Linked DNA regions of Homo sapiens: region 2 is linked to region 1. A link is an interaction called in ENCODE POLR2A ChIA-PET data of the cell type or tissue named here. Cell type or tissue: Caco-2. All regions are shown on one strand. Links, peaks and the distances in the headings refer to the core of each region. The heading gives the core; the rest is flanking DNA.

Region 1 (3,601 bases), core at 357-2,856:
TTAGTTTTAGTTTTAGTTGTGCTCAGCTGGTTCACCCCAGCTGCTTTGTAACAGATTTGTCAATCCAACTCAACTGAATTTCAATTTTGTGAGTGATCACATTTCAGACACTAATCCCTTCTCAAGTGCTTGAAATACAGGCAAAATATTTATTTGAACTAGCTGATTAACAAATCTGTGAATTAAGTGATACACAAAAGGCAATGAACTGGAATGAAAAGTATTGGAAGAGAGAAACCTGCTCTACCATTTCTAAATCTTTGTCTTCCAAAATGCATGCATTTGAAATAACAATGAAACTTTCACTCCCCAAAGTCATTGACCCAAAATATAGAAAAATCTGGAATATATTGAAATTTGGTCGCAGAAAAACAGCTAGAATAAACTAGAACTAAGTTCAAATGAAAACTAAACCAAAGTAAATCTTCAAATTTATCAATTAATATTGCATGAAAATCTTTAATATCTGCTAAAAATAATTCCATCCGAAACAAATTAATATAAACATTATGAACAGTTAAAAAGAAATAGGTAAATTGACAAACAAGGAGAACTTACTTGAAAATCCGGCTGATCATTTGGAGAATTCATCCTTAGTAAATTGACCTGGAGTGTAAAGGACTAATCATTTCCTCTTCCCTCCTCAAGCTTGCCTTTGACATTCATCAGAACTGTGGGCACTTGGATCAAAACGCTGGAGGGTGAGATTGGAGGAGGGGCAGTGAGATTGACCTCAAATATGTTCATCTTCAAAGACAGCCCCATCTACCATGTGGCAGAATTTCAATACATGCATCCCCATCTCCCTGAACCTGATTACAGGAAACCAAGCAGAAAAAATTAACCTTGGGCTGAATCCAGTCCACTTGCAGCTGCAGCCCAAGTGGCCTTTTTAAAGCACACATTTGATCATGCCACTCCCCAGCTTAAACCATTTCAAGGACTCAGGATCAAGTACCAACAGCAGCTCGAGGCTTACAAGACCCTTCAAAATAAACCTGCTTCTTTGACCTCAGCTGAAGCCTCCTCCTCCTCCCCAGCCTCCAAAGCCTCCTGGGCTTTTCTTTTCCATGCTGTTTCCTCTGTCTAAAATACTCGCTTCCTGTATCTCCTATCCCCAAATATCTGTTAGCTAACCCTTTTTCAAAAATGACTCCCATTAGATACAACTTCCTCTAGGAAGCCTAAAATTAAGAAAACTGCTACCAGTACTGCAGTATTAGGAGACAGTTACCTGTGGTTCTCTCACATTTGTGCACATCTCACAGAGGTACTCTCTTCTCTTTGTTCCAGATTAGCTTTGCAAGAATGTTTGGATAGCAAACAGCCTTAGAAGACAGAGATAGGGTCTCTCTCTGGAGCAAAGGGCAAGTTGGCTTTCAGTCTTACAAGATAGAAACAATGTCTCCCTCTCTCCAGATCAAAGGGCAGGTATGCTTACTGCCCATTATAAAAGATAGGTTCCCTTGGATGGAGCTGGAGGCCATTATCCTTAGCAAACTAATGCAGGAACAGAAAACCAAAAGCTGCATGTTCTCACCTGTAAGTGGGAGCTAAGTGATGAGAACTCATGGACACAAAGAGAAGAACAACAGACACTGGGGCCTACTTGACAGTTGAGGGTAGGAGGAGGGAGAGGATCAGAAAAAAAATAACTATTGAGTGCTAGGCTTAGTACCCAGGTGACAAAATAATCTGTACAACGAACTCCTGTGACGCCAGTTTACCTATATAACCAACCTGCACGTGTATGCCTAAACCTAAAATAAAAGTTTAAAAATAATAAATAAATAAACGATGGGTTCCCTAAGCTCAGGGTTTTTCTCCTGTAAGGCAGTTCTCTATGTGTAAGTACAAAGATCTGGAGCTTTTCATATTGCCTGGATGGAATTTGGAGGCAAGGAGACCTGACACAGATAGGCTGTTCATGCCACTTGCTGTGTAATGAGCAATAAAGTGCTTTGTCTCTGACCCAGGAATCTCATGACTTCTGCCAGCATCCATGCAACTACAATAGACTAACATCAGTTTGAAAGTAGAAGACAAACTCAGACCCTTCTCAGTTCTTGACACTAATATAGTAATATTAATTTTCTGATTTTGATGGTTGTGCTGTGGTTTACTGGGATTAGGTCCTTGTTTGTGGGAAATAAACACTAAAGTGTTTAGGATTGGTGGGGTATCATGTGGACAAATTTCTCTTAAGGACCAAAAAAGGCATTGTATTGTACTTGCAACTTTTCTGTATATTTGAGATTGTTTTACTTTTTTTAAAAGATTGATCAGTGGGCTCAGGTGATATTAGCCTGATCCATCCACTACACAGTTTCCTGTTAACTTTTTATTTTGTGGTTTTGGCAATTGTTGACAATGATTGCCCAAATCTGTTTTTCATTAGAGATTCCAAAATGTTGATTTTCTAATTCAATTACTTATTTCAATTTTATTAACTGTAATACTTCTATAAAAAAGAATTTCTTCTTGTCAACTATCTGGTTACCCTGAAATAAAATTTATACAGGAAAAGCAGGAAAAAAAGAAATTGATTCTGTCCCTTTATTTTCAAAGTAATGATTTGTTGCCCTAGGGAGTTACCAAAGACATTTGTTTTTGATTGCTTCGGATGAGCTTATAATTTTTATATAGTTAAAGTTTTCAATCCATGGCAGTCATTATTCCTTTTGATGCTCAAATGTCTCATTTCAGGCCAATGTAAGCCCCTTCAAGATGAATCCAGTGCTCTTTTGTCATGACTTTATCAATCTTTGATTGCTTCCTTGCTTTGGGCACAATTAGATAGCTTAGTTTCATCTTGTACATTTCTGCCCCCAGATCTGAAATCAGTCATTTCTTTAGTGATCTTTGACTCTTTTTAAAGGGAGGTTGGTATTTACAGGCTGCAATCTAAGAGCTAGAGTTGTTCCTTGCTACAGAGTCATCATTAATTTCAGGCTTTTCAGTGGGCAAAGGTAGGACATTTGCATCAAATCCTGAGTTCATGCTGGCATTTACAAGATTTACATAATTTCTTTAATTTTATCCTTTTTCCTATATATGGAAACCTTGGTTCCTAACCACCTTAATTATATATTTATCTTATACTTTACTGTACTTATACTATAGGTATACTATAATGGTCTTACAATACAATACAGCAATAAAACACTGAACGTAGTTAAATATTTCTTTGTGGTTTTTATTTGTCCCTAGAATATGTCTTACTCAGGATGTACAGCCAAAATGTAGGTTTTATAATCACCTGTTGGGGTGGCCAACTGTAAACCTGGATAGTTCCAGGCAAACCAGGAGGGTTGATCACCCTCCTTGAAGTAATTCTCTACTCTTTGATTTAGCCACCAATTTGACATAGAGTCAGGTTCATTTGTTTCAGGTTGTTTTTGATGTTTAGGAATTTTTAACGTAAAAAATATCTAAAACATTTACACCGTTTCAAAGCCAAACCCATGTGATAAGACACCTAAGTCACATAAGTCACATTCAGAGAAGTCTAGGGTCTATCTCTATCTTCTCCACCTTATTCCCTCTCTCCCCTGGAGATGTCATTTGCCTTAGTTTTTTTGTTTATTCTACCACTGTTTCT
Region 2 (3,601 bases), core at 740-3,239, 110 kb after region 1:
ATTTATTGATTTGCAAACGTTTGGACAGAGGTAGTAGCATTTATGTTTGAGCTTTAAACTGTCTATGAGGTACGTCCCAGTTGCTCTTTAGAGATATAGTTAGCTGATTTGTTGATTTTTTTTAATTGAAAAAAAATCTAGTTAACATTATTATGTGGTAGTATTTTTAAAAATTTTATTTCAATAGTTTTTGGGGAACAGATGGGTTTTAGTTACATAGATAAGTTCTTTTATGGTGATTTCTGAGATTTTGGTGCACCTGTCACCCAAGCAGTGTACACTATACCCGTGTATAGTCTTTATCCCTCACCCCCCTCCCACCCTTCTTCCTAGGTCCCCAAAGTTCATTCTGTCATTCTCATGATTTTGCATCCTCATTGCTTAGCTCGTGAGGTAGGATTTTTTTCATGTTAAATTTTAAAATCAAAAGCTAAAATAATTCTACAATTTTAAACTTAGAATAGTTGTGGCCTTTTTGACATCATTTTAGCTGAGCCAGTTACATATGTAGGTGTACTGTATGGTTTATTTTGTAAATAAGCTGAGCCTCAAGGACAAAAGGGATTGTGTTCTGCAAAAATCAGAATTGATAAAAATCAGAATAATGAATGCATAGTGTTTGTTAGTGCAGAAATTCAGCCTACTTTTACTCTGTGACACTAATGCGTAATTGCTTAATAGATTCATCTGCAAGAAATGCTATTGAAAATCCTTGATTTGGCATGGTTAAATATTTGGCGGTTGAAAAATCTATTTGTTTTGAAAATTCCACATGTAAATTTCAGTATAGTGAATGTGGGGAAGGGGCATGTTTTAATTGCTTATATGGTAGACTTTTAAAAAATATTGTGCTCTGACAATTTGTGTTAAGAAAACACGTATATAACATGTTAAGCTTGAAAATGTTCTAATACTGTTTCTAACCTCTCTAATCAAGCCATGATTTACATGGGCCTATTAAACTGACTCAGTGACATTTAAGGTGGTTTATAATGGCCAAGAGCCATTATAACATGGTTGCCATCTTTGAGTAGAACTTCTAGTGGAAACTGATAGGAATTTTCATTAAAAAACAAAGCAAAACCAAAAATTAGTGATTATATCTGCATTGAATTTGCATTACTCTAATTAACTTTTGGAATTGCTTATCCAAGATGTGTATGGACATCAAATTCTTAGATCTGAAATGTTTGATATCCTTCAGCGAAAATGGTGATTTGTTTTTCTTGGAAATGAAAATCAGGAAAAAAGTAGAGTTTTGAAACCTTACCTCAAAGTGCTTTCTTAATAGACATTAACCTTTCCAAAACTCTTGGAAATATTAGAAAAAAATGACATTGCCAAGATGCTATGGGTAGCTTATGCTACTTATTTAGGAACTGATGGCCTCTTTGGTTATATTAAATGTCACACAATGAGGTTTTTTTTTGCCAGATCCAGGACAAATAAAAGGCCAAATATGCACTTTAATCCTAATATATCCATTTGGCTTTTTTCCCCACTCCATCTAGTATTTCTTGAATAAATAACAAACTTTATAGTGGACTTAAAGGATAATCAGTAAAGTAAATATTTTGTAGGTTTATTTTGGCTTCAATTTTAAATACCCATGTGAATCCTGAAATAATTTACATAATTGTAGAAATAAATTATGGTTGATATGATAAACCAGTTGTTTTTCAAACCTTTGGAATAATTTTAAGAAGATCCTGTAACCTTAAAGTGGATAGTTCAAAACATGATCTGGTAGCATTTCCAGGGCGGTATTATGCATTTAAAATATGTGGCAAACGGTATTTACGGATCATAAATAGATCCCGCTCCCATTTTGAAAGCTTATCCTTTAATGACGAGCTTCAGCCAGTGCGGTGGGAGTACTGTGATCCTCACGTGGTGGTGACGGGGAGGCAGACATTGAGAACTGAAGGGCTCCCTTTGATCATTAGCCTTACATAGGATGCCTTTAATGTTGAGCTAGATTGGAAGCCCAAGTGACTGCTGAAGTGCACCAAATTAACTCAGAAGTCACCAATTTCACTCCATTTATGGAAGGGTATTAACAGGGGGTTGAGAAACAATTTAAGGAAATGTTAAATAATGTATTATTTCCAAATCACTGCATCATATAATTAACATCCTACCTGTTGTTAGCAATTATTTATAGGTCATACAGTATACCAAAATCAGCCAAAGCAATAAATCACCCAGAATAAGGCTTCTCGATGAGAAAGATCCCCTTTGACCAAGTATGCAAAGTCTGGGCTACCTTTTAGTATTTTTGGTTCACAGTTAAATCCAGTTATGGATGGTGGAACCAATTCTAGGGAGAAGCTCCTGCAGATAAAGCACATAGCCATCTAGCTTTTGGCCAGCCAACCAGAAATGATCCCAGGTAGACTATCAGTGCATTTGTGTTGCTGTTAAAAAAAAAAAAAAAAAATGCCCGGGGCTGGGTGATTTATAAAGAAAAGAGATTTATTTGGCTCACATTTCTGCAGGCTGTAAGAAACACCTGCTTCTGGTGAGGGCTTCAGGAAGCTTCCACTCATGGTGGAAGCGGAAGGGGAACAGGCATCACATGGCAAGAGAGGAGGAAAGAGAGAGAGGAGAAGAAGGGTGCCAGGTTGTTTTTAAAAATCGGATCTCGAGGGAGCTAATAGTGTGAGGAGTCACTCATTACCTCTAGTACAGCACCAGGCTAATCATGAAAGATCTGTCCCCATGACCCAGACACCTCCCATCAGGCCCCACCTCCAGTATTCAGGATCAGTTTTTAAACATGAGATTTGAAGGGGACAAATATTCAAACTGTATCATAGACCCGTGAAAGCCAGCCATATAGATGGCTTCACCTGTTTGCCAGCTCTCTGGGTCACCCACCTGGCTGGAATCTCCAACTACCTTTATCCAGAGTAAAATAATAACGGCAGTCTTGCCTGCAAGGACTGCTCAGATTTGGTCCTTAAGGCCACTGTGCCCTTCAGGAAGATCCTCACAAAACAGAGCAAAGTTACTAGAACTTCAACTTTTTTGGAAGATGGCAATGTCTTCCCACCACTTAACCTATTAGCTTTTTCTTTCCATTTTTTAAAAAAATAGTAGGACCTTTCAAACACATGCGCGTCCAAACCATACTTGTGTTAGAGGCCACAAATTTGAAGACTTGCTGTTAATTTTTGCTTGAAAGTCTTTGCTTTTCAGTGTTTTCCCCATTAGGTGGATACTATTAGCGTGACTTCCTCTTATAGTAAATAATTGTAAATTTTAAACGTTAAATAAAGTGCCGAATAGAACTCCTTTCTGATTTATTTACTTGCTTTTGAGAGTTTGCTCTAAGGCTGCAACAGTAACTGGAACATAGCTTCGTTTGTGTGAACATTTGTATGCTGCATGTTTTTAAATTAAAACAATTTTTTCTCATTACAAAAGCATTATGTGAAGGGTAGAACAATTAGAAAATGTAAATAAGCAAAAATAAAAATCAAGTTTTATTTTTACTTTTTATGTTTATTTACTTTTTATAGGTTACCATTACTAATATTCTTTATTATACATTCCTCCAGACCATTAATTTTTTTTTAAATAAAAATGAAGTCATATT

Evidence for each region. Peaks named below come from ENCODE experiments on the same cell type or tissue, not always from the same donor. Only the 100,000 strongest peaks of a DNase experiment are listed, where the experiment ranks them.
Region 2: POLR2A ChIA-PET joins it to region 1 with 5 read pairs; 2 of 35 experiments call an interaction of 5 or more read pairs at or near these places.

The regions. Positions count from the first base shown.
Region 1 is chr4:54,606,325-54,609,925 of GRCh38, forward strand. LINC02260 (long intergenic non-protein coding RNA 2260) reads right to left here and starts at 807. Exons shown (of 2, transcript NR_134657.1): 1 at 559-807. In Caco-2, for the core only: no CTCF peak of the experiment used is centred there; a DNase peak (open chromatin) is centred at 1,397.
Region 2 is chr4:54,712,947-54,716,547 of GRCh38, forward strand. All of the region lies in intron 7 of KIT (KIT proto-oncogene, receptor tyrosine kinase), which reads left to right. Among named protein-coding and RNA genes, the nearest start is that of KIT, 57 kb to the left of the region's middle. In Caco-2, for the core only: no CTCF peak of the experiment used is centred there; no DNase peak of the experiment used is centred there.